7 separate regions of the Homo sapiens genome follow, and regions 2, 3, 4, 5, 6 and 7 are each linked to region 1. Evidence: chromatin loops called from intact Hi-C (ENCODE). Cell type or tissue: heart left ventricle. All regions are shown on one strand.

Region 1 (4,000 bases):
GGAAACAAAAAATGGAAGAATTCCTCCTTCCTCCACTTCTTGTTCTGTTCAGGCTCCCAACAGATTGGATGATGCCCACACACATTGAGGCGGCCAACCTGCTTTACTGAATTCACCAATTCAAATGCTAACCTCATCTGGAAACACCCTCGCAGACACACTCAGACACAACGTTTAATCTGGGTGCCCCTTGGCCAGTCATGTTGACACATAGAATTAACCATCACAGGAGTTACATCTGGTGTGAAAACCACAAAGAAATCAGGAAGGATGAAAACTGTGGTGGACATTTTCTCTTTTGACCACACTACCTCTTTTTTCCCCCCTTCTTTTGGAGAGAGAGAATTTCCACTTAACTCTTCCCCCAATGTGTGCACCTGTGCTAAGACTCTCAGGGCATTCTGCACTGCTCACTCCAAGCCACCAGGTGGGTATGTGGCCCGAGCTCAGCAGATTGGACTGACTTATGAGGACTTGGAAACTTGAGCCAAGTGATCCAAGGATGGAATAAATGTAGTGCCAGCAGAGGGCCCTTATCTGATAAGAGTGTTGATTAACTCTTGCTACCTATGCTTCCTTTAATTTCAGGAGCTGTGATTGGTTGATTGATTTTGAGGCGGAGTTTCACTCTTGTTGCCCAGGCTGAAGTGCAGTGGCACAACCTCTGCTCACTGCAACCGCTGCCTTCCAGTTTCAAGCGATTCTCCTGCCTCAGCCTCCCAAGTAGCTGGGATTACAGGCGCCTGCCACAACGTCTGGGTAATTTTTGTATTTTTAGTAGAGATGGGTTTCACCATGTTGGCCAGGATGGTCTCGAACTCCTGACCTCGTGATCTGCCCGCCTTGGCCTCACAAAGTGCTGGGATTACAGGCGTGAGCCACCATGCCTGGCCTATTATTTTATTTTTTGAGATGGGGTCTCGCTCTGCTTCCCAGGTTGGAGTGCAGTGGCATGATCATGGCTCACTGCAACTTTGACCTCCCCAGGCTCCGGTGATCCTCCCACCTCAGCCTCTCAAGTGTCTGGGATTACAGGTAAGTGCCACTATGCCTGGCTATATTTTTGTGTGTTTTTTTTGTAGAGACGGAGTTTCTCCATTTTGGCCAGTTTGGTGTCGACCTCCCGGGCTTAAGCGATCCACCCACCTCAGCCTCCCAAAGTGTTGGGATTACAGGCGTGAGCCACTGTATCCAGCTTGTGATATACTTTTAATAAATTTCTCTTAAACTTAAATTAGCAAGTGCTTGTTTATCATCCTTCCAATTAGAGAACCTGGATTCGGCCATTAGGAAGTCAAGGGTGGCATTCATTGGGAAGTTTCATGGGGTGAGAGGTGAAAGGCTGGCTGATGGGGGAATGGAAGTGAGAAGTAGAAATAATTGCATTCTAATCTTTAAGGAGTTGTTTTTTGGGGGAAGAGAAGCTGTTAAAGAAGTAGCGAACTATTTTTAACCACGCTTGAACCCATCGTTTGATAGGGTGACTGAAAAGAGAGTTCCTGAAACTTGGGCAGCCATAAATCTATTGTTTTGTTATGAATTTCTCTAATTTTTAGTGAGATAAACTTACTTTTAGTTTATCAACATATTTCAACTATTCTTACTAGTCATATATGGCAACCCTGCCCCAAGATGTCACATTGGTCTCTAAAGTGTTTCCTTCAGAGTAAGGTTCATCTGATTTGATACACTGATAGGAAGCAAGTTGTAAAAAATAAAGCCACTACGGAAGGCTTCTTTTGTAAATAAGATACCCAAGCACCAAATCAATGATTACACTGAAAAATAACTTGATTTTGGTACTAACTTTTGGAAATACACATAAAATAGGCTTTCTCTTCTCCAGCCTAACGTGGATTGAATTGCTATACTGTGTAATGATTTTCTGCCCCCTAATGGTTGTTCAAAAGCATTAAGAAATTTGTCATCTGCTTGAAAACATTTTCTATTATAAGAAAATATTTTCTTTATAGCACATTTTTAATTTTATTTTAGGAATTCGAAATGACTTAGAAATGTGTCATCATTCACAAGAGGCCCGTGTTACTCTTAAAAATAGGCCGATCTCATAAAACAACTGCGAACCTCATTATATAATGTGAACAGACAGGATTTTAGGCAACCAGTAGGTGGAGGAATTTCCAAAGCTAAGAACACCACAGGCTCCAAAACCCAACTTCAGAGCTGAGGGCCTTAAAGTAATCTGTTCAGCCTTCTCCGCTTTATACTAATAGAAGACTGTGGAGCAGCTCTGAGATATATGCTCATAGAAGTACATCGCCCATGATATTCTGGCAAAAGGAAAGACTATTTTAGATTAGGATTGGATTTTACTTGTGAAATATGAGATTGGGGCCAAGAGAAAGCATTGCTTTGGGTAGGGATAGCATGAGATTAAAAAACTGAAAATAAGTCGAGTGTGTGAAGAAAATGACTGTGACATACGAGAGGAAGGAAGCCAACAAGAGAGTGCCGTGGGTAGATGCTAGAAAGGGTGACATCATGCAGAAAGGTCAGGGAGGGAGGCTGAGTTTGGCTTTGGTCCAGTCAGCAATAGAAGGCTATTATGAAAGACAAACGTAAATATTTGTAAAATATAGTGTTGGTACAAACAAATATAAAAAAACATTGAGTTGCTTCTGCTGCTCCTTCCTTTTTTAGACCTGGAAACAATGAATCCAGAGGGAACAGCCACAGACGCTCCTGAGCACGTCAGTTTAGGCCTTCTGTGCCTAACGCAATTTCTTCCCTTAGAATTTGACCCTTGCCTGTGTCACCCAGCACTCATCCCATACCTCCTCCTGACCTCCCTGCAAGGTGGAGCCCACCAACCTGATCGCTGATCTTACCCTCCTCGTTAAGACTTACTCTATTACATCATCTTATCATTGACATGAAGTGGAGACCCAATGCCTGGCCAGTCTGAAGCTGTACACACGTAGGACATTAACTGAAACCTCAACTAAACCTCATCAAATTCCCACTTACTCTGGCTCCCCTTTCTCTATTTTTTAATTAAAAATTTTTGTATTATTCCTATTCTATTTTCCTGCAAACAGAGGCCCCCCTTCTTCTTGCACTCAAAAAATTCCACAATTCTCCTGGTTTCTTCATTTTCCCTCTTTTCACAGGCCTATATACTCTTCCATGTTTAATATCCTGGCTCATTTTATTCTTACTAACCATGAGAACTTATCTTTTTTATTCAATAGACTGTCCTCACTCTTGATCAATTTTATGCACTTAAATAGGCCATGTCATGTTTTTGCACATCAGACTGGAAAAATGACTAAGAGAGGTGGTATCCAGAGTTGACGAGGTTTGGAGAAAAACAGGTTCAGTCATTTGTGGAAGTATAGGCTTAGACATTTTTCGAAGGATAATTAGGCAGCATCCACCCAAATTCAGAATATCTGAGCCTTGTGAATCCTTAATCCTTTTAGAAATCTACCTTACAGAAATATGAGCACTAGAATAGAGCAATACAAGTCAAGCGTATTTCCTGTAGGATTATCTACAAAAGCAAAACAAAGAAAATAAATGAGACAGCCATCAAAAATTCAAAAATTAGAAACCAGAATGATAATACTTTTTTTCATTTAAAACAAGGAGTTTAAACAAGATGCTTAACTTGAAGGGAAAACTAGGATTCTTTGTTTTAGAGTAATTTATCCCTAAAGACAGATTGCCCTACACGTAACAGCTACGTACAAAAAAGTATAAAATTGTCCTTGGTTTTACAATGGTAAATGAAAAACATTAAAATTCTCCAACTGAACAAGGTATGCAAGGATTTTTTTTATTTTTTTGTTAAAATAGTGAGAGCAAAATAACTTACTGGAATATAAACGTAAGAGCCGACTGAGCATGCCACTAATGGAGAAAATGGGGTATTTCCACAGCCTCAGTGTTTTTCCCCATCCCGTCACCACTTGATGTCAATCGAAACATACCATTGGCTGCTTGGTTAAAAAAAAAAAGGAATATGCTTGTGCACATA
Region 2 (4,000 bases), 300 kb after region 1:
TCTCACCTGGTTGCATGATCCTTGGTTTTGCTCCTAAGTATGCCAGGTTCACGTTGGCCTTTCTGCCATCAATGATGGGATTGGGATCCTTGCAGGCCCTTTCGGCAGCAGCCCGGTCAGCCATGGTGACCTTAGCAACAGACACACACAGACATACATACATAACCTCTAAATTAACCCATGAAGGAAATCAAGAATCACAATGGAGAAGTCATTCATGATAAAACTGAGATCAAACTTTTTTTCTATTCTTTGCTTCTTTTGGCTGGACCCTCCTCCTTGATCTCCCATTTTTAACAGGCGGGCGGGGGCGTGGGGGGGGGGGGCGGGTAGACGAAGGAAAAAAGAAAGAAACCCTCTAACCCTGCCTCCCCCCACCCCACCGCCGAAATCTTAAGGGTGTTAGTAGGGCCTAGCCGAGATTTGGAAGCCTAAATTCTTGGAACTCTAGATCCTCCTTCCCCCGAATCCCCCGCCCCCCAGGTCCCTACTCAGCCTCAGAGGCACCGTTTGCTTTAAAGAAAGTCCAGCCTTACATCCGCCCAACGCTCCCAACCTCGAAAACACTCCCCAACGACAATAGCTATTGTCCTACTCTGGGGCTCCCTGCTCTTCGGCAGCTGAATTTGCACGCTTAAATCTCTAGGAAGGAAGCTTAATATGCTCTGTTTCAGTTCGGCAAAGAGCCCTAGGATCATGATTTAAAAGAACCTACCTTTGCAGTTAAAAGGCGGGGGGATGACACAAGGGCAACAGCCCCAGACCTCGTGGGGTGTCCCCTCCCTGCCCCAGCCAAAACACCAGAACACACGCATTTTTACAAAGCAACAGCGCGCTTAACAACCGGCATCCAGCCCGGGAATGCAATTGTTCAGGGTTGCGGCCCCTCCCTCGCAACCCTCCGCACCCCAAATCCCGCCGTCATTACAGGTCTCTCCTTTCACCCCTGCTCTGCCCTGCCCGGCCCCCGACCTCGCACAGCGCTGGGTCTTCTCCGAACCCCGCGAGGCTGGCGCCGACCCTCTCCCCTAGCAAAGTTTCAGTTCACCCCGGAGCGAAGGGGCAGCGCCGCTCTACCCGCGGGGCTCCTCACGGGTCACGCCGAGCCCCTCACTCCAAGCTCCCGATCCCCGGGGTCAGCCGCCACTCCGTCCCTCCCCGTCACCCCCAGTCCGTGCAACTTACAAATCCATAGCCCCGGGACTTGCCCGTCTGCCGGTCGGTGATGACCACCGCCTCCTCGATCTCGCCGAAGACCTCGAAGTACTTGCGCAGGCTGGCGTCGGTGGTGTGGTAGGGCAGCCCCCCGACGAAGATCTTGGTGTACGTCGTGTCCTTCTGGGTCGTGTGCATCTTCGCACCCGCCCCGCGGCTCGGGCTCCGGCTGCGGCTGCGGCTCGGGCAGCGGCTGCGCCTCCTCCTCCGGCTCCGCGTCTCCCGCACCCTTTCGCGGCCGCCGGGGGCCAAGGGCGAGCCCGGGGGCGAGGGCGGCGGCGCGGCGGGGGCGAGCGGCCGGGGGCGGCCGAGAGCGCCGGGCGCGCGGCTTCCGAAGTCGCCAGCGGCCCTGGAGACTTGACTTCGCTCTCTCCTCCCGCCCCCCCTGCCGGTCACCGTACAAATTCTCCGGATCGTCTGGATTAGAATCGGGTTCTATAGAATGTGCAAGCGGTTTCCACTCACCCGGCGGGGAGGCCAAAAATGAAAAGAGAGGGTAGTTCTCAAGCGAAGAAGCGGGTGCTTTAGAGGTAGATTTTTCTTCCTTAGGAATCAGGTGCCTTGGGTGGGGTGTGGGGAGGGTCCGCGGGAAGAGCGTCCGAGCGCCGAAGCGGGCGGGGGGCGCGGCGGCGGGGCCAGGGGCGAGGAACTCCGCGCAGCTTCGGCTCTGGTCTGTCCCTCCCGCCGTGGGATCTGGAAGACGAGTGCCGAGGACAGCTCTCCACCTCTCTGCTCCCTTCCCCCGCGGGCCGGGGGTCGACGCCCGGCTGGGGAGGGGGGCGGGCCGGACGCCTGCGATTGGCCGCGGCAGCACCTGGGGCGCCGGGCGCCGCCGCCCCCCAGCTGTTGGGAACAGCTGCTTCTCTCCCCGCGCGGCGCGGCGCTGGGGCTCGGGGCTCCCGCTCTGTAGCCGGCGATGGGGTAGGGCTGGAGACGCCTGTAGGCGGCCTGGCTCTCGGCGTCGCCTGCTCTAACCAGTCAAAGTCTTAGGGACCCGGCGCAGCACCAGCCGGGACCCAGGGTGCGGGGACTGTGCCCAAGGAGGAAGCTGCGTTGCTTTCCAGAGGGGACGACGCGAGCTTTTTGGGTTAGGCCTCGGTGACAGGGCCGGCGACCTGGACTGGCGAACTGGGGTCCCCAGAGGCCTGGGGCGATTCGCTGAGAGGCCAATCCCCTCCCGGGCGCGGGGGGTCAAGGAGCTCGGCCGAACGAAACCCAAGCTGGACACCCTGGGGTCTGAAGAGTGAGAAGGAGGGCCCCAACTTTCTTTGGCCCCAAAAAGCCAGTGCGGGGAAGTATCAGAGAGGTAGAGCCAGAAGGAAAAGAAAGATCTAGCGCTTGGGTGTAGTTGGGAAAACCATTAGCTTTAATTGCTACCGCCCAGCCAAACCAAGTAACCGGAGATACCTATGTCCATCAGGCACCGCCTTCTATTTCAGAGGACCATAAGTTAGTATTTTAGCCCCCACAGTCACCAAATTTGTCTTTCCTCCCTAACTTAGTTATTCAGGAAGATTGGTACAGATGTCTTAGCATAAGTCGTTCTTTTTTTTTTTTTTTCCCTAAACAAAGAATTAATCTATTTCTTTCTCTTTGAATTACAAGAATGTTTAGTGGCTTGACCTCATCTGTTTTTATCTGGATGTAAATGTAAAAGGTATAATTTTTGAAATCAACTTATTGCATAACCAGTGGTTTCTACCAGCAGACCTGAAAGCATTTGTAGAACATAGGGCACCCCATATATATTTATTACTTTACATCAGCTTTTTGCAACTTCTTTTAATTGAGAATTCATTCAATTAGGCCTTAAAATCAATCAGTCATACTTGAGGTTTGGATGAAAATATTTGATGTGAGCAGAAGGTTTCATCCACCATTGTTGGTGCACAATTGCCTTTTAAGTCCTTTCTACGGGAGTCTACAGTCCCTACATTAATCGCCCCTGAGCCGCACCATTTATTCCATTAAAACAATTCAGTATGTTAACCGTTAGAGAGGTGCATACTCTGTTTCTCTCCAGGACACCTTTGCAGTCAACCCAAGAGGGTGAGAAATGTTGCATTTGCAAAGGCTAATGGGAATGCAAATATTCTTGTGCAAAACATTAAATTCCGTTTTTCATCTTGCTGACTTCCTCATGAGGTTGACTTTTTGACGTCACTGGTTTCTTTAAGTTTGAACCCCCAGTGGGAGATATAGAGAAATCAGAAATCTATTAAAGTTAAAAACATTTTTTTCACCCGATTAAAAAAATAATAAAGAATTTTACAGACAGATGAGAGCCAGAAAGTGAAATTGTAAACACCCTCTCTTCATTACTTAAGTTAAAGGACAGGTTCAAAAACGACTCTCTGTGCTGGTATGATGAAAGATAATTTTTAAAAGTTAGAAAAACAAAGCAGGCGGGGAAAGAGAAGAGGCGTGTTTTTTAATATTCAACATCCATCTTGTGTCATTTAAGAATTACTGTACGTAGATGAGGCTCAGGCAAAACCCTTTTGTGAAGGGAAGCTGCTTAGAGAGAAGCCTTAGAAGGGCGCCTTTGGCTGTCTCGCCTTTCTTCCTACCTGGATTGGGAGCCCACCCTGGAGAGGACTGTGATAATATCAGGGAAGGAGGGTGTCTGGGAGTGTAGCCAGCAGCTAGGATGTTCACTAGGTAAAGTGGTGAGATCTACAAGGAAATTCTGATCCCGGGTTGGAATACTTGTGTCCTAGAACTCAGCTTCTGGAAATAAGACGCCTCCTTGTCATTGTCCCTCCCATCCCGTGCAACCCCTGAC
Region 3 (4,000 bases), 220 kb before region 1:
AAGCAAGCTAGAAAATGAGTCAGGGAGTATCTTATCAGTCTTACTGGGTTTTAGTCTTTTGACCTAGTAGTTCCCCTTTGGGAAATTTATTCTAAGCCCATAGTCATAGAAGTGTCCATAGAGATTTATACACAAGGATGCTTATAGTGGACTTTATAATAGCAAAACCTTGAAACAGACATGATGTCAAACAATAGAATAATTACTCAAATGTATAGTACATCCAAATGCTAAGGACACTGCTGTGTTGCCATTAAAAAATCATGGTTATGGCTGGGCCTGGTGGCTCACGCCTGTAATCCTAGCACTTTGGCAGGCCAAGGTGGGCAGATCGCTTGAGTACAGGAGTTCGAGACCAGCCCGGGCAACATAACAAAACCCCATCTATACAAAAAAATACAAAAAATAAAATAAAAAATAGTCAGTCATGGTGTCATGTGCCTATAGTCCCAGCTACTTGGGAGGCTGAGGTGGGAGGATTCCTGGAGCCCAGGAGGTCAAGGCTGCAGTGCACTAAGATCATACCACTTCACTGCAGCTTGGATGATAGAGCAAGATCCTATCTCAAAAAAAAAAAAAAATCGTGCTTATGAAGAATATTTAACAATACAAGAAAAATGATCACAATATCAAAACTGGAGAGAGGATTGGGGTATGAAGTTATACTTTTGTTTGGTCTTGATCGTGATAAAAATTAAAAAGTGTGCATGAGTGTACATAGAAGGTAGAAAATAAACCAGACTATCCTCGTAGGTGGTAGAATTTTATCTTCTTTTGTATGCATTTATGTGTTTTGCAAACTTACTGTGTTACTGTTGTATATATATTGCTTTAGCAATCGAAAAAGGAGTTATAACAGGGTTTGTTTTGTTTTTCTTCCTTATGCAGAGAGGTGCAATAGTGAGTGAACCAGCTATCCAAGTGAGGAGGAAAGGAAAGAGCACCCAAGTGTGGACCATTGAGAAGCTGGAGAATAAATTAATTGACATGAGAGACCTTTACCAAGAATGGAAGGAAAAAGTTCCTGAGGTAAAAGAGACAAAATGTAATGGAGATTTTGTTATGTTAAAAACAGAGAATATAAGCGATTTAGCAACACACACACACACACACACACACACACACACACACACGGAGATGTGCTCATGATACGTTAGATATTATATTAGGAAAATAAAGTACAAGTGATTTTGAAAGAAGCGCTAAGTTGGATCAGTAATACAACACATGATCCCCACACAGTTGGGAACTAAATGAAGAAAACATATAGTAGATTCTTATTTGGCTTCATGTTTACTACATTTCAAGTGAAAAGAAGTAGAATGAAGTAAATTTATGCCATTTTATCGGTGCTGTGAAAAATCAGCTTGACTGGAGCCAGTGTGGATTTCGCATTCATTAATGTGTGTTCACGCACCCCTAGCTGTGATCGTGGCCAGGTAGATTACTAAGAGTAATTTAAGCTTGCATAATCCATTTTTTGGACATTAGCAGTGGAAAAGAAGACTTGGCAAAGGAGATGAGGCAAAACAAAGGGGATGAAATGAAAAAGCTGCAAGTGAGGTAGATAAGGAAGACAAGGCAGGAACTGAAGAGGAATCTTCTGCACAGGCATTAGTTAGCTCCCCAGCAAACAGGCCCCTCCCATGGGCTAATTCTTTTTTTTTTTTTTTTTTTTTTTTTTTTTTTTTTAATGGAGACAGAGTCTCGCTCTGTCACTCAGGCTGGAGTGGTGTAATCTCAGCTCACTGAAACCTCTGTCTCCTGGGTTCAAGCGATTCTCGTGCCCCAGCCTCCTGAGTAGGTGGGACCACAGGCGTGCGCCACCACGCCCAGCTAATTTAGTTTTTATTTATGTGACATTATAATTTTACTTGCTGTTTAAATGGATAGATTCTTTAAATTTTTTTTCAAATGCTAGTTTTAAATAATATTATTTAAATTGATGTTATGTTTCTTATTCGTCCACTCACTGGCCCCTCCTACTTCTCAGGCAAAGAGACTCTACGGAAAACGAGGTGACCCTTTCTATGAAGCCCAAGAAAATCACAACCTCATCGGGGTGGCGAATGTATTCTTGGAATGCCTCTTCTGTGATGTGAAACTTCAGTATGCAGTCCCTATCATCAGCCAGCAGGGGGAGGTAAGCACAGGCCAGCCTTGGAGAACGATGGTGGTTCAAGTTTTTTGTTTTGTTTTATTTTGTTTTTCATTCTATTTAAGCTATGTTCTTGAGGTGGATCAAGAAACTAAGGCAAATAGTCAAGGTCTGCATTCTTTTTTCTCTACTAATAATCGATATTAGAAGCTTTGAGGATTAAGTCATGGTTTTGTTTGTTTGTTTGTTTGTTTGAGACGGAGTCTCACTCTGTCGCCCAGGCTGGAGTGCAGTGGCGCGATCTCGGCTCACTGCAAGCTCCGCCTTCCGGGTTCACGCCATTCTCTTGCCTCAGCCTCCCGAGTAGCTGGGACTACAGGCGCCCACCACCATATCGGGCTAATTTTTTGTATTTTTAGTGGAGACGGGGTTTCACCGTGTTAGCCAGGATGGTCTTGATCTCCTGACCTTGTGATCCGCCCGCCTCGGCTTCCCAAAGTGCTGGGATTACAGGCGTGAGCCACGGTGCCTGGCCCAAGTCATGGTCTTAAAAGATTATTATAACATTTAATATTTGGAGGTCACAAGTTTTTTCTTTGTTTTAATCAAATGGGAAATATTTTGGAAACCATATTCAGCTCTGTGCCCCATATCGCTCTCTCTTTTTAAAGGTAATCTCATACCTTTGCGATATACTCTAGTTCCTTCCTGGCCCCTAAATGGTCTTTGTAAGATACAACTCAGGAGGATTATTTTGCAGTCCAAAGTACTCAAAACAAAACAGGCTTCAATGACTCATTGTTACCCTCCTTTTAAACTCTGGTATTTCAGCTATTTAGATATAGTGGCCTAGGTAGGCATAAGATATTTCAGAAAATGTACGTTGAACTACCAGGTTATTTCTTGTGATTCTTAGAGCAGGTGAAGAATAAGATGCCATTCTGCCCAAAGTGAAGCTGCGATATAGACCCGGGTTCCCAGTTGTGGGGTGTAAGTGCACAGCCCACCCTCCACTATGGAAACACCCCATGGACATTCTGCTCCAGAGGACCAGTGCCTAACAGAGCTTTTTCCCATGGGAAAAATGGGCACAGTTAGGAGTCTGAAACCAGCCTGGTCAACACTATGAGACCCCATGTCTAAAAAAGAAATTTAAAAATTGACCAGGCATGGGCAGAGTGCAGTGGCTCACGCCTGTAATCCCTGCACTTTGGGAGGCAGAGGCAGGTGGATCACAAGGTCAGGAGTTCAAGACCAGCCTGGCCAATATGGTGAAACCCCGTCTCTACTAAAAATACAAAAAAATTAGCCAGGCTTAGTGGCGGGCACCTGTAGTCCCAGCTACTCGGGAGGCTGAGGCAGGAGAATCGCTTGAACCCGGGAGGTGGAGGTTGCAGTGAGCCAAGATCACACCACTACATTCCAACCTGGGTGACAGAGCAAGATTCTGTCTCAAAACAAAACAAAAAAAAACAAAAAAAACACAAAAAAATTAACCAGGCATGGTGATGAGCACCTATAGTCCCACCAGCTACTCAGGAGGCTGAGGTGGGAGGATCACCAAAGCCCAGGTAGGTCTAAGCAGCAGTGAGCCATGATCATACCAATGCACCCCAGCCTGGACAACAGAGCAAGACCCTGTCTCAAAAAGAAAAAGCACAGTTAACATGGCAGAGTGATTCAGTGGCTGAGTCCCTAGTTCAGGACTTCTTAATTTGGAGTCTGTGGTATGCTTTGAGTATTCCATGAATCCCCCTGAAATTATATTAAAATGAATTAGATTATCGAAAAGCATTAAAAAGAAAAAAAAAAGCTTGGCCGGGTGTGGTGGCTCACGCCTGTAATCCCAGCACTTTGGGAGGCCGAGGCAGGCAGATCACCTGAGGTCCGGTGTTCGAGACC
Region 4 (4,000 bases), 430 kb after region 1:
AGGGCTGACAGGATCTATTAAGAGACTGGGTAAAACGTATGAAAGAGAGGAGTCAAGGATGGCTTTAAGGTTTCTGGCCTGAACTATGGGGAGGATGCAGTTGGCATTCACGGAGATAGAAAAGGCTCTAAGAGAAGCAGAGAAAGCTCCATCTGGGACATAATGAGTTGGGATGCTGTGGAATACTACTCAGCCATAAAAAAGAGCAAAGTAATGTGTTTTGTAGCAACTTGGATGGAGCTGAAGGGTATTGTTCTAAGTGAAATAACTCAGGAGTAGAAAACCAAATACCACATGTTCTCAGTTTTAAGCAGGAGCTAACCTATGGATACACAAAGCATACAGAATGTTATTGTGGACTCTGAAGACTCAGAAGCAGGAAGACAGGAGGGGGGTGAGGAATGAAAAATGACATATTGGGTACAATGTGCACTGGTGATGGAAGTATGAAAATCTCAGATTTCACCAGTATACAATTCATCTATGTAATGAAAAACCACTTGTACCCCTAAAGCTATTGAAATAAAAAAGTGTGTGTGTGTGTGTGTGTGTGTGTGTGTATAATTGTAAAAAATGAGTTTGGAGGCTGATGATACATCCAAGTGGAGCCTGGACTTAAGGAAGATGTTTTCATTGGATGTAAAATTTGGGGGTTTTCTGCATATGAATGGTGTTTTATCCATCAGACTGAATGTGACCATCGAAGATGAATATGTAGTTAGAAAAGAGATGACGTCCAAAGGAAAATGTTCTATGCTCTCCGATGTGTAGAGATCGGAGCAATGAGGAGGAACTCACGAGGGAAACAGAAGGAGCAGCCAATGAGGCGGGAGGAAGCCCAGGAGACCGTGGCGTTCTGGAGGGCAGGTGAAGGGAGTGTGTGAGGAGGAGGGAACAATCAACCATGTCAAATCCTGTGACAGATCAAGTACAATAAGACTTGAGAGTTGTCCAATAGAGTCAGTGAGCCTTGACCTTAACAAGAACAGTTTGAGTGGAATGGTGGGGGTGATGCTATTACTAAAATGGGTTAAAAGGAGAATAAGCAGGAGAAAAAAAATGAGTATAGACAACTTTTTTCTTCCTTTTACTTGACTGTAAAAGGAAGGAAAGAAATGGGGAGGAGGAGGGGTGGTTCCTGGAGTGGGAAGTGTGGATAAGAAGGAAACCAGGTGTTAAGGGGCCTCCAGGTATTCACAAAGAAAGAAGAACACAATTACATGAAGCTGGGAAAGTTTCTGTAGAGGAGATGTTGATAACATGAGAGATCTGTAGGACTGACATCCTTGAGTAGCTGAGATAGGATGGGCTTTAGCTGGGGGCATGGATAGGTCCTCCACATCCAAGAAGGCAGGTGCGGATTCCTGGCCTCATTAAGAGCCGCTGCCTGGATATTAGTAACCATGAATTTACTGTGAGATCAGTTGCACAGGGTGGCACTTTAGAGATCACTAGAGGAGAAGATGTCAAGGAACTCAGAGAGAAGGACTTGGGAAGCATTACCCACATGGATATTAACATCACCAAAAATTAGGACAAGAGATGTGTTGAAGAATGTAACAGTGATCCAGGAGCTAAAATATTCAGTGGATAGACTAAGCAAAGTTTTGATCATTATGCAATCAAGTAGAAAGACTCAAAGTGCCATAAACCCCCACAAATTTTGAGTCTATTCACCATCAAGATGCTTACTGATTTCTATTCACTATCCTTTGGTGCCACCTGCTGGACACAGACCAAAGCAATACCGTAAGATGGATGAAGCCTCTTAAGGAAAAATCTTTGTCCTGGTTTTAATAAATTTCATGGCAGGTGGGGAAAAATAGTTCCTAGTGAACTGTGATTAATTAGAAAACTCACCGTGAAATTTCATCAGAGGTAATCAATTTTACAAAAAAAAAGAAGCAGAGGGGATGAAAGAAAAGGAAGGAGGAATGAGATGGCAGAATTGTCTATTCTGTCATTTATCTTTTGAGAAATATACTGTCAATTTCGTTATTTTTTCACATGTACATATGTTTTTCCCCTCCCACCTTAAACATTACTTGTGTTCTGCCCACCCTACCACTGTATCTTGTATACAGGGCAAGATGAAGAGTAAATGCGGTGTATTTACCAAAGATTGGAGCAATTAAGAGTAAAGATAGTTTCACAGCAATGTGAATATACTTAACACTACTGAACCGTACACTTACAAATGGTAAAATGGTAAATTTTATGTGTTTTTAAAGCACAATAAAAGATAAAAAATAATTTTAAAAGGGCAACACGAGTGATCCTTGTGGTGATGGAAATGTTCTATCTCTTGACTGAGTCGAGGTCAATATCCTTGTGATTTTTGTTAATACAGTTTTGCAAATGTTGCCACTGGGGAAAGTGGGTAAAGGAAACATGAGATCTCTCGTTTTTATTTCTTATGACTGCAAAATCAAATTTATGGAAAGGAATACGGATATAATAAAATATCACTTGATATTAAAAATAAGCGGATCAAAGACTGGAAGCATGAATAAATAATATTGGTAGAATTGAAAAGACGATCTAAAGCTCATCAGTAAAGCTTTCTCAAATTCAGCAAAGTTGAAAACAAATTATTTGAATCCCCTGTAAATTAAGAGTTGGCAAGAGCAATATCAGGAGACTCTCAGACCCAAATCTAGCAGCTTGGGAGAAGGATGGGCTGCATACTTTTAAGTCTCTGGTAGAAAATTCCTGCGAGATTTTCTTATGAGAAATGATCATCATGAAGAAAACCATATACCAGTGATGCAAAATTCAAAATAAGAAGTTAGCAGTCTGGCGTGGTGGCTCACGCCTGTAATCCCAGGACTTTCAGAGGCCGAGGTGGGTGGATCACCTGAGGTCAGGAGTTCAACAGCAGCCTGGCCAACATGGTGAAACCCCATCTCTACTAAAAATACAAAACTTAGCTGGGCATGGTGGCAGATGCCTGTAATCCCAGCTACTCAGGAGGCTGAGGTAGGAGAATGGCTTGAACCCGGGAGGCGGAGGTTGCAGTGAGCCGAGATGGCGCCATTGCACTCCAGCCTGGGTGACAAGGGTGAAACTCCATCTCAAAAAAAAAAAAAAAAAAAAAAAGCCAGGTGCGGTGGCTCACACCTGTAATCCCAGCACTTTGGGAGGCCGAGGCATGTGGATGTCCTGAGGTCAGGAATTCAAGACCAGTCTGACCAACATGGAAAAACCCCATCTCTACTAAACACACACACACACACACACACACACGTTAGTAAAGTGAATCCAGGATGGTGATTGTGGTTTACATTGGTGCTTGCCTGTTCATCATTCCTTTGCCTTTCTCCCTTCTGAGTGGAAGTCAGTTTGATTCCAGAATCCACCCCTTACCCGCTTGCTTCAGGGAAAGCCTTCCGGTCCCTCACTCCAAAGGGAGATTTGATTGGCCTATGGATAATTTCCACTGCCTAGATAGTGACTGGTTTAGGAATTGGCATGGACACAATCTGGGCATAAGGAATGCAAGGAGCCACTTTCATAGTCCCTTAGGAAATGTCCTTTTTGCTTTGATGGGAAAGCTTCCTGAAATGACCATCTTCTGCTAGAAGTAAGGGAGGAACCATATAGCTCCAGCTGCTACTGAAAGCCATCCTATGACTACAAGGAATTTGCACCTTAGGACAAAGCTGATGTTGAGGTCACAGGAGCCTGTTAAGCCCTGGAACAACCAGTCATGAACCTGCCTTACTTTTTGTGTTCTAGTTAAATACATCGATATATTTCTTTATTGTTTCAATTGATGTGAGTTGGGCTTTTCATTATTTTTAGGTGAAAGCATCCTGACTGATAAAATGACTTGGTTGGGGTTTATTCCAGGAGTGGCAGTATTGTTCTGTATCAGCAAAAATGCTGATACAATTCATTCCATCAATAGGTTGGAGGAAAAAAACCAATACAGTCATTCAGATATGGAAAAATCCAAGATAATTCGTAGGTTACAGTTTTTCTCTTATTAAACGATGAA
Region 5 (4,000 bases), 230 kb before region 1:
TAGGATTTACCTATACCACAACCATCATGGTAGCTCATTGGAGCAAGATCTGTTAGTACATCTATACCTTTTCACCCATGTGCATGGTGGTGAGCTCTGTGCCTGTACACGTGAGATGTTAGAAACAGGTTTTTATTATTTTTGCAAGTGAATTGTCCTTTTAGATACTAGTCTGAGAAATTGCCAGACCATATCCTTAAGCAATATTTTCAAACATGTGCTGTGATCTGTAAGTTTCCTCCCACTTAGAGAAATTCAATAGTAATAGGATTTGTGGTGAAAGTCATAAATCTTTGTCGTATACCAAAACTGATATTAAATGGACATAGAAATGAATTACCATAAAGAAAGATCAAATCTTATGTGCTTCTGTGTTTGGAATTGTCCTAGATTTCGTGAAGTTTTTCTTCCCAGTGGATAAGATCACATTCCTCTCTCTTCCCCCATCTGCTGGTAGTAGGTTAATGATTTATCTAAACGTTAGGATGAGCTCATCAAATTGAAGAAAGTAACGTAGAGGATGTGGAGAATGTATACTTATAAAGGGCATTTATCTGCAATGTCTGTAACAAGGAATTTGAGAGGATTTCCCTGATGTGGCCCCTCAGGCCTCTCACAAAAAGCGTATTGACTGGCTAGATTCCTTGCTAGAGGAAGCCTCCCACAGGCTGCAGTGCCTGGCATGAATGCTTGTTTTAGCCGCCACTAAGACACCTTGCCTTGTCTCTTGGCTCACTAGACCCAGTTCAAAATGTGGTTCAGGTCCTGGAGAAACAATACCTAGAAGAAAAGAGAAGTGCCCTAGAGGAGCAGCGGCTCATGTATGAGCGGGAACTGGAGCAACTCCGCCAGCAGCTCTCCCCCGACAGGCAGCCACAGAGTAGCGGCCCTGACCGCCTGGCCTACAGCAGCCAGACAGCGCAGCAGAAGGTGACCCAGTGGGCAGAAGAGAGGTAAGAACTGCAGCGGGGGCAGCCCAGAGTCAAGGCCCCAAGGCCGTGGGTCTTTGAGGGAGGGGTTTTTGAGACATGTCAGGGACAAACCTAGCAACAAGAGAACTCTTAATCCCATACGTGATATTGCCAATTAGCTTTTCCTTTCACAAATATTGTCCACCCTAAGTATGTTTACTATAATGTTAGCTGTTAAAGACCCCTCCTACCCCCAAACCATTTACCCTTCAATAAAAATGGTGCCAAGTTGCAAGGGTTAGACAGGTATGTATTGAAATTTAGAAAGTTTGAATAATTTCTTTAACACAAAAGCATTTTTTTCTTATTTCTCATACTTTTGAATCTATTTAAATACAACTTCAGTGCTGATTAATCTACTAAATGTGAAAGTTTAAGATTTATAGCTGGGTGCAGTGGCTCACACCTGTAATCCTAGCACTTGGGGAGGCTGAGGCGGGAGGATCACTTAAGCCCAGGAGTTTGAATCCAGCCCAGGCAACATAGTGAGACCTTGTCTCTACAAAAAGTAAAAATTACCCAGGCGTGGTGGTGCATGCCTATAAGGTCACTGGGAGGATCGCTTGAGCCCAGGAGTTTAAGACCAGCCTGAGCAACATAACGAGACCTTGTCTCTACAAAAAATAAAAAATTAGCCAGGCATGGTAGCTGGTGCCTATAATCCCAGCTACTTGGGAGGCTTAGGAGGGAGGGTCACTTGAGCCCCAGAGATCAAGGCTTTAGTGAGCTGCGATCATGCCACCACACTCCAGCCTGGGTGACAGGAAGAACCTGACCTGACTCAGGCCAGGTGCGGTGGCTCAGGCCTGTAATCCCAGCACTTTGGGAGGCCAAGGCAGCGGATCGCCTGAGGTCAGGAGTTCCAGACCAGCCTGGCCAACATGGTGAAACCCTGTCTCTACTAAAAATACAGAAAAAAAAGAAAAAATAGCAGCGCATGGTGGCAGGCGCCTGTAATCCCAGCTACTTGGGAGGCTGAGGCAGGAGAATCGCTTGAACCCAGGAGGCAATGGTTACAGTAAGCCAAGATCGCGCCATTGCACTCCAGCCTGGGTGACAAGAGGGAGACTTTGTCTCAAAAAAAAAAAAAAAAAGAACCTGACTAAAAGAAAAGATTTATGACTTTAAAATACTTATATCAGAACTCTCAAAGGAGAAAGTGGTAGAGTGTGGGTGGCAAGCCACCCAGGTGCCAAGGCAAGAGACCAAGGGCACAAGCTGTTCCAGTATAATAAAGCTAATATATAGAATAAGAATAGTTATACTAGAAATAGATTATAGATATGATTATATATGAATATCATTAATCATTAGTTTGTAGCATTACTCTTTATTCCAATATTATAATAATCTTTGTTCTACAGTTATCACCTGGGAAAAACCAGCCATACAGAGATAGGAGCTGAAGGGACACAGTGAGAAGTGACCAGAAGACAAGTGTAAGCCCTCTGTTACTCCCAAACAGGGCCACTAGAGGGCTCCCTGGTCTAGTGGTAAGGCCAGTGCCTGAGAAGGCGCCCATTACCTAGCGGGCCTTGGTCTAGCAGTAGCGTCAGTGCCTGGGGAAGGCACTAGTTACTTAGCAGACTGGGAAAGGGAGTCTCCCTTTTCCCGGGGGAGTTAGAGAAGACTCTGCTCCACCACCTCTTGTGGAAGGCCTGACATGAGTCAGGCCCGCCCGCAGCCATCCAGAGGCCTGTCTCCCTGTGATGCTGTGCTTCAGTGGTCACTCTCCTGGTCTGCTTTCATGTTCCACCCTGTACGCCTGGCTCTGCCTTCTCGATAGCAGTAACAGGATTAGCGAAAGTACTTAAAGTCTTTGAAATACATAGAAGAAATAATGGTGTAAGCTGTCCTCTCTCTGTCTCCGCCTTGGCTGCCAAACAGGGAAGGGACCCTTGTCCAGTGGACACATGACTTGCGTGACCTTCCTGTCATTGGTGATGGCTCACACTCTTTCCCCTGCCCCCTTTTCTTGTATCCAATAAATAACAGTGCAGCCAGGCATTCGGGGCCACTACCGGTCTCTGCGTCTAGGTGGTAGTGGTCCCCCGGGCCCAGCTGTCTTTTCTTCTATCTCTTTGTCTTGTGTCTTTATTTCTATGATCTCTCATCTCCACACACGAGGAGAAAAATCCACAGACCCAGTGGGGCTGGACCCTACAGTGGAGGAAATGGTAATAATAATAATCACCACTACCATAATAAGGACAATAGGCTATTGAAGACTTCAGTTGTGTTCTTGCCATAGTCCAGTCTTTTATTTAACATCCCAGCAGCAGTATGCCATAGGAACTATTATCCCTGTCTTATAGGTCAGGCAATCAGTTTAAATATCCTGCCTTAATCAACCATCTAGGAAGTGAAAAAAACAGAGTTTGAACCCAGTTTTCTCTGCAGTCTCCTAATAACACCTGTGTTATAATAATTAATAGTACTAATAAAAGCAACACCTGGCTGGGCGCGGTGGCTCACGCCTGTAATCCCAGCACTTTGGGAGGCCGAGGCGGGTGGATCATGAGGTCAGGAGTTCAAGACCAGCCTGGCCAAGATGGTGAAACCCCGTCTGTACTAAAAATACAAAAATAAGTCAGGTGCGGTCGTGGGCACCTATAATCCCAGCTACTCGGGAGGTTGAGGCAGAAGAATTGCTTGAACCCGGGAGGCAGAGGTTGCAGTGATCTGAGATCACGCCACTGCACTCTAGCCTGGGTGACAGAGCAAGACTGTCTCAAAAAAAAAAAAAAAAAAAGCCGGGCACTGTAGCTCATGCCTGTAATCCCAGCACTTTGGGAGGCCAAGGCGGGCAGATCACGAGGTCAGGAGATCAAGACCATCCTGGCTAACAAGGTGAAACCCCATCTCTACTAAAAATACAAAAATTAGCCGGGCGTGGTGGCGGGCGCCTGTAGTCCCAGCTACTCGGGGGACTGAGGCAGGAGAATGGCGTGAACCTGGGAGGCGGAGCTTGCAGTGAGCTGAGATCATGCCACTGCACTCCAGCCTGGGCAACAGAGCAAGACTCCATC
Region 6 (4,000 bases), 210 kb before region 1:
TTCATTGAGTTAGTCTATGCCAGCTGAAAATCAGAGTGGTCCTGTGGAACTGAGAATGAACCAAGTGTAAGACGATGTAGATTCAGCTTTGCAACTAACAAACCGTATGACTTTGGACAATTTGCTTTCTTCATTTTCTTTATTGATATAAGAAACGGGTTGAGGCCGGGCATGGTGGCTCACACCTGTAATCCCAGCACTGTGGGAGGCCGAGGCAGGTGGATCACGAGGTCAGGAGATCGAGACCATCGTAGCTAACACGGTGAAACCCCGTCTCTACTAAAAATACAAAAAAATAGCCGGGCGTGGTGGCGAGTGCCTGTAGTCCCAGCTACTCGGGAGGCTGAGGCAGGAGAATGGCGTGAACCTGAGAGGTGGAGCTTGTAGTGAGCGGAGATCGCACCACTGCACTCCAGCCTGGGCGACAGAGCAAGACTCTGTCTCAAGAAAAAAAAAAAGAAAGAAACGGGTTGAGTTAAATTACCTCCCAATTTTCTTTCCAGATCTAACATTCTGTGGTTCTTTATGGTTTTCTATAAAACAGAAGAGACGGATTTAAGGTCACGATCAGGCTAATATACTCTAAAATAAATATAACAGTTGAAAGGTCAAAAGGAAATTTCACAGACTCCTTTAAGCATAATTCTTTTGCTTTCCCCCACTTATCCCAGGACTATGTGGTGAATGTAACAGAAGAATTTCTGGAGTTCATTTCAGATGGAGCACTGGCCATTGAAGTATGGGGCCACCGGTGTGCTGGAAATGGCAGCTCCATCTGGGAGGTCGATTCTCTTCATGCTAAGACAAGAACACTGCATGACAGGTTTGTACTTGGCTGTGAGCTTTAGGTACAAGGTTAAGACTAGGACTTGAGCAGAGTCTCTGAACCTACTCTGGCCTAGGAGGCTGCTTATAAAAAAATAAAATCATTTAAAAAAAAAAAAAAAAGAATGGCCAGGTGCGGTGGCTCATGCCTGTAATCCAGCACTTTGGGAGGCCAAGGCAGACGGATCATGAGGTCAGGAGTTCGAGACCAGCCTGACCAACATGGTGAAACCACATCTCTACTAAATACAAAAATTACCCAGGTGTGGTGGCACGCACCTGTAATCCCAGCTACTCAGGAGGCTGAGGCAGGATTTATTTATTTTTTTTTTATTTATAAAAAAATAAATTATTTATAAATAAATAAAACCCGGGAGCTGGAGGTTTCAGTGAGCCAAGATCGTGCCACTGCACTCCAGCCTGGGCAACAGAGTGAGACTCCGTCTCCAAAAAAAAAGAAAAAAAAGGAAAGAAAAAAAAAAAAAGAATACAGGCTTTGAATTCTGGGACTGCTGCCGTTATTTTGGACAAGTTATTTAACTTCTCTGAGCCTATTTCCTCGTTTGTAAAATGAGAATGATGAAAGAAATTACCAACCACCAAAGAAATTCAATGGGGAATGATATGTCCTATCAACAAATGAGACTGAAACAACTACATCTCTATGTGGAGAAAAATCACCCTTGTTCTTTACTTCACACCATATACAAAAATTAATTTGAGATGAATCATACATAACCTTAAATACAACAACTTAAACTATAATGCCTACAGAAGAACACAGGATTTTGAGATAGTCACATATTCTCAGGCCACAGAAAGTGCTAACCATGGAAGAAAAAATTGTTTAAGTTGGACTTAATCAAAATTAAAAGCATGTGCTCATCAAAAGACCACTATGAAAATGAATACACAAGCTGCAATCTGGGGGAGGACTGGCAGTTTCTTATCAAGTTGATCATTTGCCTCTTTTATGACCCAAGAATCCCACTCATAGGTATTTACCCAGGATAAATGAAAATGCAAGTCCACAAATAGAATTGTACACAATGTTCTTTTTTTTTTTTTTTGAGATGGAGTCTTGCTCTGTCTCCCAGGCTGGAGTGTGCAGTGGTGCGATCTTAGCTCACTGCAACCTCCACCTCCTGGGTTCAAGTGATTCTCCTGCCTCAGCCTCCTGAGTAGCTGGGCTTACAGGCGTGTGCTGCCATGCCCGGATAATTTTTTTTTTTTTTTTTGTATTTTTGGTAGAGACAGGGTTTCACCATGTTGGCCAGGCTGGTCTCGAACTCCTGACCTCAGGTGATCCACCCGCCTTGGCCTTCCAAAGTGCTGGAATTACAAGCTCGAGCCACCACACCCAGCCTATACGATGTTCATGGCAGTGTTATTCATGGTATCCCCAAATTGCAAATAACCCAAATATCCTTCAGTGAGTGAATGGGGATAAATTGGTATTATTCACAAATAAAGTATTACTCTGCATTAAAAAAGAAAAAAACTGTTTATATCCATATGGATGAATCTCAGAAACATTATGCTGAATGAAAGAAGCCAGACACAAGAATACATAATGTGTGATTCCATTTATTTGGAGTTCTAGAACAGGCAAAACTAATCTCTGAGAGTTACACAGTTGCTACGGGAATGTGGGGATTGAATGGGAATGCATATGAGCAAACTTTCTGAGGTGATAGGGCAGGTTACACTCATATGTGCATTTCTCAAAACTCATCGAGCTCTATACTCAAGATGTGGACATTTCAGTCTACCTCAGTAAAATAAATAAAAAGAAACAATATGACAGGTTGGTTTTGAGAGTTAAATAAGGAAGTAACTTATACAAGATAAATGGCACAGTGCCTAGCACATAGTAAGTGCTCAGTGAATGGTGGCTTATTACTATTACTAACAGTATCCCTGGACGATGACGCTCTTGCTTGTTGGAATGTGTTTCTGCAGGTGGAATGAAGTAACGCGAAGAATAGAAATGTGGATCTCCATATTAGAATTGAATGAGTTAGGAGAGTATGCTGCAGTGGAACTTCATCAGGCAAAAGATGTCAACACAGGAGGCATCTTTCAACTTAGACAGGTACTGAGTTTGTTTTGGGTTTTTTTTTAATGTTTTCTCTCTGTTCCACTCTTACACATTGTTTCTGGGGATTTTCTAACTATTTGTATCTTTATTCTCTAATCCTTTTCCCCTTCTTTATCCCGTTCCTTTTCATTATCATTCCTGGCACCCATACTCCTCCCCACCCTCTTCAGGGTCATTCCCGTAGAGTACAAGTCACGGTGAAACCTGTGCAGCATTCAGGGACACTGCCACTTATGGTTGAAGCCATCCTGTCAGTATCCATCGGCTGTGTAACTGCCAGGTCCACCAAACTCCAAAGAGGGCTGGACAGTTACCAGGTAAGACAAGCAGACTTAAAATAGTATTTAACAAAGCTTGGTTAATGCAGGTCCCAGGGGGACCTCTTTGCCAATATAACAGAACTCTTTGCCTTAACCGTAGATCTTCCCCCAGTTCACATTTCCATCCATTGCCTTTTTTCTAGCTTTAAAATCTGTTTGCTTAGTGTCAGTTAATAATAATTTTATTTATAAACACACGCATCCTAATGCTATAGTAGTCATTAACTTTAGGCAGATTTTATTTTATATCTGGCCCAAAATATGTTGTATCTTTGGCATTACTGCCTGACCTGATCCACTTTTTGGGTTTTTTTGTGTGTGTTTTTTTTTTAAAAGATAGGGTTTTGCTTTGTTGCCAGGTTGGAGTACAGTGGTGTGATCATGGCTCACTGCAGCCTTGACCTCCTGGGCTCAAACAGTCCTCCCACCTTAGCTTCTGAAGTAGCTGGGACTACAAGCACACATCACCACGCCCAGCTGATTCTTTTATTTTTTGTAGAGAAGGGCATGTCATTCTGTTGCCCACACTGGTCTCAAATTCCTGGACTCAAGTGATCCTCCTGCCTCAGCCTCCCAAAGTGTAGGGATTACAGGCATGAGCCACCGCACCTGGCCACTTTTATTTATAGTGTAAAATTATTTTCATACACTGTCATAATAAACCAGTTCTTTGAAAGCTTTACTTCTTTTTTTGTTAAAATTTGTCCTTATGATCATTTTTGCTCATTAAATCTTCATTTTCTAAACATTCTCA
Region 7 (4,000 bases), 110 kb after region 1:
ATTACAGGCGTGAGCCACCGCGCCCGGCCCATTCAGCACTATTAACAGAGCAGAAACTTACGCATATTTATGAAGTGAGACTATCGAGGTAATTTGGAAAAGCTCATAAAGTGAGTCACTGGTTTAGATTCTAAGGTGCTACTCCTTCCTGAAACTGTCAATCCAGACCACTGGGAAATACCACGGCTAAATGGCTAAACTGAAACATAACTAAGCGTGATACAAAGAATGAAACCTTTTTTTTTTTTTTTGAGACGGAGTCTGGCTCTGTTGCCCAGGCTGGAGTGCAGTGGCGCAATCTCGGCTCACTGCAAGCTCCACCTCCCGGGTTCATGCCATTCTCCTGCCTCAGCCTCCTGAGTAGCTGGGACTACAGGCACCCGCCACTATGCCTGGCTAAATTTTTGTATTTTTAGTAGAGACGGGTTTCACTGTGTTAGCCAGGATGGTCTCGATCTCCTGACCTCGCGATCCGCCCGCCTCGGACTCCCAAAGTGCTGGGATTACAGGCTTGAGCCACCGTGCCCGGCCTAACTTTTTTACCTTTTACTTCTCTTGTAGCTTTTTTCTACTTCCAAGATCAATGAAACCGATATTTAAAAACCCATTAAAAATCCTTGCTGTGCACATATAATTAACAGTAGTTACTCAACAGAATATTTTCTTCATGCCTTTGTATTAAGAAAAACCCAACTTCATAGCAATATTTCAAAATAGACATTTCATTTTACATTAGGGCCAGAATTACTTTATTGCATTATGTTATCTGTCATATGGCCCTTGACAACAGAACTTAGCAGCACTAATCATGGCCAAATCTTTCAGGAAGATTCAGCAATTCTGATTGAGCAATGCTATGACATTTTCTGGGCATGGACTTAAGAAACACTTGGGAGTTTGGCTCTGTGTTCCTTCGTTTGCTTTTCCTTTGCAATTTCTAGACCTGCCACTAGCACCAAGTAATTTACCCAAGGTATGCTCTGAGATCAGTCACATGATTACTTTGTTTGGCATTTTAAAATACTGGACAATAACTTGACACCTTATCGTTATGGTAAAACATTTTATAGGGAAAAAGTATAAACTCACTGTAGTTAAAAGAAATTTTGAAATATCGCATACATACATAGATACATCTATTTATACCCAAGTGCAATAAAAATTCAGCTGTTAGATTTCAAAGTCTTTCTTGTCTTTCCCTGGACAGCTAGAGAAATGGGGTATTAGTCTGGAAAATCCCTATGAGTTTTTGGAAAGACAATACATTTCCACAGAGAAAGAGCTCATTTTAGCCAAACCAAGTGACTCACTCTGGTGGACTGGCCAAATGCTCACCAAATCTGTTACTTCTTCCTTCCAGGCATAGAGGTGGGTTAAATTCCCCAGTCTCCTTTGCAGCTAGGAATGACCAGAAGACTGAATGAAGGTGAGGTGACATAGGCCATTTCCAAGCCCAGCCCATAAAACCTTCCTGCATTCTCTTTTCCAATTCAATGGCTGAGGAATTAGAGGAGTTGGGTGCCCCAAGATGGAAGAAGCCTGGACCCTGAACTACCATGTGGAAGAATGGCAACCAAAAACACTGGAGCAGACCTTATGTGAACAAGAAAAAAAATCTCTTCTGTTAAGCCTTTGAGATTTGGGGACTTTTTGCTAAAGCAGTCAGACAACACTGACTAATAATGAACTTTTCTAGTCAGTCACATGACCCTCGCCTGCTTTTTCTCATTTAATCCTCACAATAACCCTTTGAGATAGGAATTATTTGTTATCCCTATTTTAAAGACAAGAAAACACGGGCTTAGAAAGTTTAACTGCCTTCCCCCAAGTGGGTAACTTGACAAGTTGGTTTGGTTAGAGTGGGTCAGTGGATTACCAAGTTAATTCTCCAGTAGATACCGAGAAAAAGATAGAAGATTCTCAAACTTAGAAGACATAGATGAATTCGTTTTTCTCGCATTTGGATTAGCAGAGCTAATGAGTAGAAAATGTGAAATTCAAATCCAAGTAGGCCCAAGTCCAAAGTTTCTGCTCTTGACAACCCTCACAAATTAATATGTTTTATTAAAATCCTGAACATATTTATGCCCACTAATAATCTGGATCTCTCATGCATCTAAATAATTAGCTTAAGTCCTAAGATCACTGCCGCTAGGCTTTTTTGCTTAGTTTAATGTGAACAAATTATTAACAAATTTGATGACTGCTCCATGCCTTAGAAAATCCTTATGGAGAAAGTGCTGAGCGGAGGACTGTGCTGGGCATGTGCATTCACTCAGAGATGGAGGAACGGCCAAGAAGGTTCACTAACCTTCCTTCTCCATCTAATTTTTCAGATTGTATAAACAATGAAAGGAAAGAGAATCAGTTTTAGATGCCTGCTTTATGCACAGGAAGGCACTATTTCCCTTTAAAGTACAAGTTCAAATAAAGACAAGAAAACGAGAGGGAGGATAGTAGAAACGCGCTCTCTGTCTCTCTCTCTCCCCCTTATGGAGGAATACAGAACTCAGACTTCCTAGATAGAATAAAACCTACCAGGCAGCCAATGACCATAAATCATCTTCCCTGAAGTTGAAAAACTTAAGATTAATTTTTTCTCTATGTGCAGGTACATATTGATTCCATGCAAATACACACACACACAGACACACACACACACACAGACACACACAGACACACACACACACAGAGATCATTTCACTGTCAGGTCTTAGCAGCACGAGAAATGCTGGAGAAAATAGGGAAAGTGTGAAGGCAGCAGAAAGCCTGCTGTACTTATGGCCCCTCAGCTATAGTTCTCCACCCTCCGGGTGCTTCTCTTCTGCTCCTGCAAACTACTCAGGGTTAGACTGGTGGGACATCAGTGGGAGACCTCCCAGGAATTCCCCGAATGATAGTCTTCCTTGGGGTGGTGCCCATCAAGGCATCAGATGCGTGGTTTACAAAAGGTTACCTCTGCAGCTCGGGCGAGAGTTTTGGAGTCACCCATGGTTAAAATTGTTAACACTCTTGTTTTCTCATCTCTCCCAGGTGAGGTGAGGTGAGGTGGCCTCAGGCCAAAAAACACTTGTTCATGTCAACTCAACACTTTCTACAATTTTATTTTGACATACAACTCTTATAAATGACGTGTAGTGTGGCTCTTACATGTAGGGTCTGCAAAAAGGACTCTGGACAGTGAATAAAGGAATGGGTCCAGGTCTACATCCTGGGGCTGGATTATTAATGTATCACTGAATATTGTTTTTTACGTTTGAGAACTAGAAATAACATACTTCCTCTATGCTCACCTGCTGTAAAAGTAAATGAATAGTTGAGCAAGCCAGGGTGGGGGCTTCTTGGCCATTTTCCATGTGAGAATCCTTCCATCAACTGGAAGAGGATGGGCTTGACAAATTCTAGACTATAAGAAGTGCTGTAAGAACTGGGCCATTCTTTTGCTCAAAGGTTATTTATGTAAAATACAACAAGGGGAGACAAGAAAAGCTGAGATGCTTTGCAAATATTTTATAATGTGTTTTGTGTCATGAGCATGTAATAAATCAATGAGAAAGGTGCTTCTGAACTGCAAGGTGTGACCACTAGTGCATCTTAAGATCAGTTCAGTGGGTGATGACCACAGCACAGCATAGACTAGAAGAAAAATGTCAGAATGCAGCGCACATGGTAAGAATACTGTTTTGTGAAACTGGGTGGTAAAGTAAAATATCCTTTTTTCTGTGGGTCAAGGCTGAAATGTTGAAATGTCCTAGTATTAGAGAATGCAAGAGACCTGTTTCCTCATTGCCAAAGTGAGAAAGGAAATTTGAAATTGGGGGTCACCATTGTCAATCAGGGCTGTCAATGAATCCTTTATCCGGCTTCTGCCAGGATAGATGGAAGGGTGAAGGTGGAGGAACTGAAGGGCACATTGTGGTCTATGGCCTGTGGTCTTATTAAAAAAAAAAATTCAACATGGATAGAACTGGAGATTGTTATGTTACGTGAAATAAGCCAG

The links. Hi-C counts contacts between places; a loop is a spot of excess contacts. Peaks named below come from ENCODE experiments on the same cell type or tissue, not always from the same donor. Only the 100,000 strongest peaks of a DNase experiment are listed, where the experiment ranks them.
Region 2: it touches region 1 in a loop (5-fold over the local background); 53 of 110 quality-filtered maps call a loop at or near these places.
Region 3: a loop joins it to region 1, with 4 times the contacts of the local background. A loop is called at or near these places in 63 of 110 quality-filtered maps.
Region 4: a loop joins it to region 1, with 13 times the contacts of the local background. A loop is called at or near these places in 106 of 110 quality-filtered maps.
Region 5: it touches region 1 in a loop (3.0-fold over the local background); 59 of 110 quality-filtered maps call a loop at or near these places.
Region 6: a loop joins it to region 1, with 3 times the contacts of the local background. A loop is called at or near these places in 59 of 110 quality-filtered maps.
Region 7: a loop joins it to region 1, with 2.6 times the contacts of the local background. A loop is called at or near these places in 18 of 110 quality-filtered maps.

The regions. Positions count from the first base shown.
Region 1 is chr6:17,582,476-17,586,475 of GRCh38, reverse strand. LOC102724591 (a long non-coding RNA gene) reads left to right here. Exons shown (of 5, transcript XR_007059485.1): 5 at 589-685. Among named protein-coding and RNA genes, the nearest start is that of FAM8A1, 16 kb to the left of the region's middle. In heart left ventricle, CTCF peaks have their summits at 1,798 and 2,009; no DNase peak of the experiment used is centred here; H3K4me3 peaks cover 373 bases; H3K27ac peaks cover 1,526 bases.
Region 2 is chr6:17,278,935-17,282,934 of GRCh38, reverse strand. It overlaps RBM24 (RNA binding motif protein 24), which reads right to left and starts at 1,574. Exons shown (of 4, transcript NM_001143942.2): 1 at 1,186-1,574; 2 at 7-130. The coding sequence starts at 1,353. In heart left ventricle, a CTCF peak has its summit at 1,651; DNase peaks (open chromatin) are centred at 1,064, 1,594 and 2,044; H3K4me3 peaks cover 3,494 bases; H3K27ac peaks cover 3,930 bases.
Region 3 is chr6:17,802,504-17,806,503 of GRCh38, reverse strand. KIF13A (kinesin family member 13A) reads left to right here. Exons shown (of 39, transcript NM_022113.6): 19 at 889-1,029; 20 at 1,994-2,143. Among named protein-coding and RNA genes, the nearest start is that of NUP153-AS1, 97 kb to the right of the region's middle. In heart left ventricle, a CTCF peak has its summit at 2,136 (motif pointing right); no DNase peak of the experiment used is centred here.
Region 4 is chr6:17,154,017-17,158,016 of GRCh38, reverse strand. No RefSeq gene overlaps it. Among named protein-coding and RNA genes, the nearest start is that of STMND1, 54 kb to the right of the region's middle. In heart left ventricle, a CTCF peak has its summit at 1,734 (motif pointing left); no DNase peak of the experiment used is centred here.
Region 5 is chr6:17,813,973-17,817,972 of GRCh38, reverse strand. It overlaps KIF13A (kinesin family member 13A), which reads left to right. Exons shown (of 39, transcript NM_022113.6): 17 at 740-953. Among named protein-coding and RNA genes, the nearest start is that of NUP153-AS1, 110 kb to the right of the region's middle. RefSeq lists an enhancer at 2,301-2,595. In heart left ventricle, a CTCF peak has its summit at 2,439 (motif pointing right); a DNase peak (open chromatin) is centred at 2,454.
Region 6 is chr6:17,793,492-17,797,491 of GRCh38, reverse strand. KIF13A (kinesin family member 13A) reads left to right here. Exons shown (of 39, transcript NM_022113.6): 23 at 672-823; 24 at 2,788-2,920; 25 at 3,097-3,243. Among named protein-coding and RNA genes, the nearest start is that of NUP153-AS1, 88 kb to the right of the region's middle. In heart left ventricle, no CTCF peak of the experiment used is centred here; no DNase peak of the experiment used is centred here.
Region 7 is chr6:17,468,082-17,472,081 of GRCh38, reverse strand. All of the region lies in intron 4 of CAP2 (cyclase associated actin cytoskeleton regulatory protein 2), which reads right to left. Among named protein-coding and RNA genes, the nearest start is that of CAP2, 76 kb to the right of the region's middle. In heart left ventricle, a CTCF peak has its summit at 2,481; no DNase peak of the experiment used is centred here.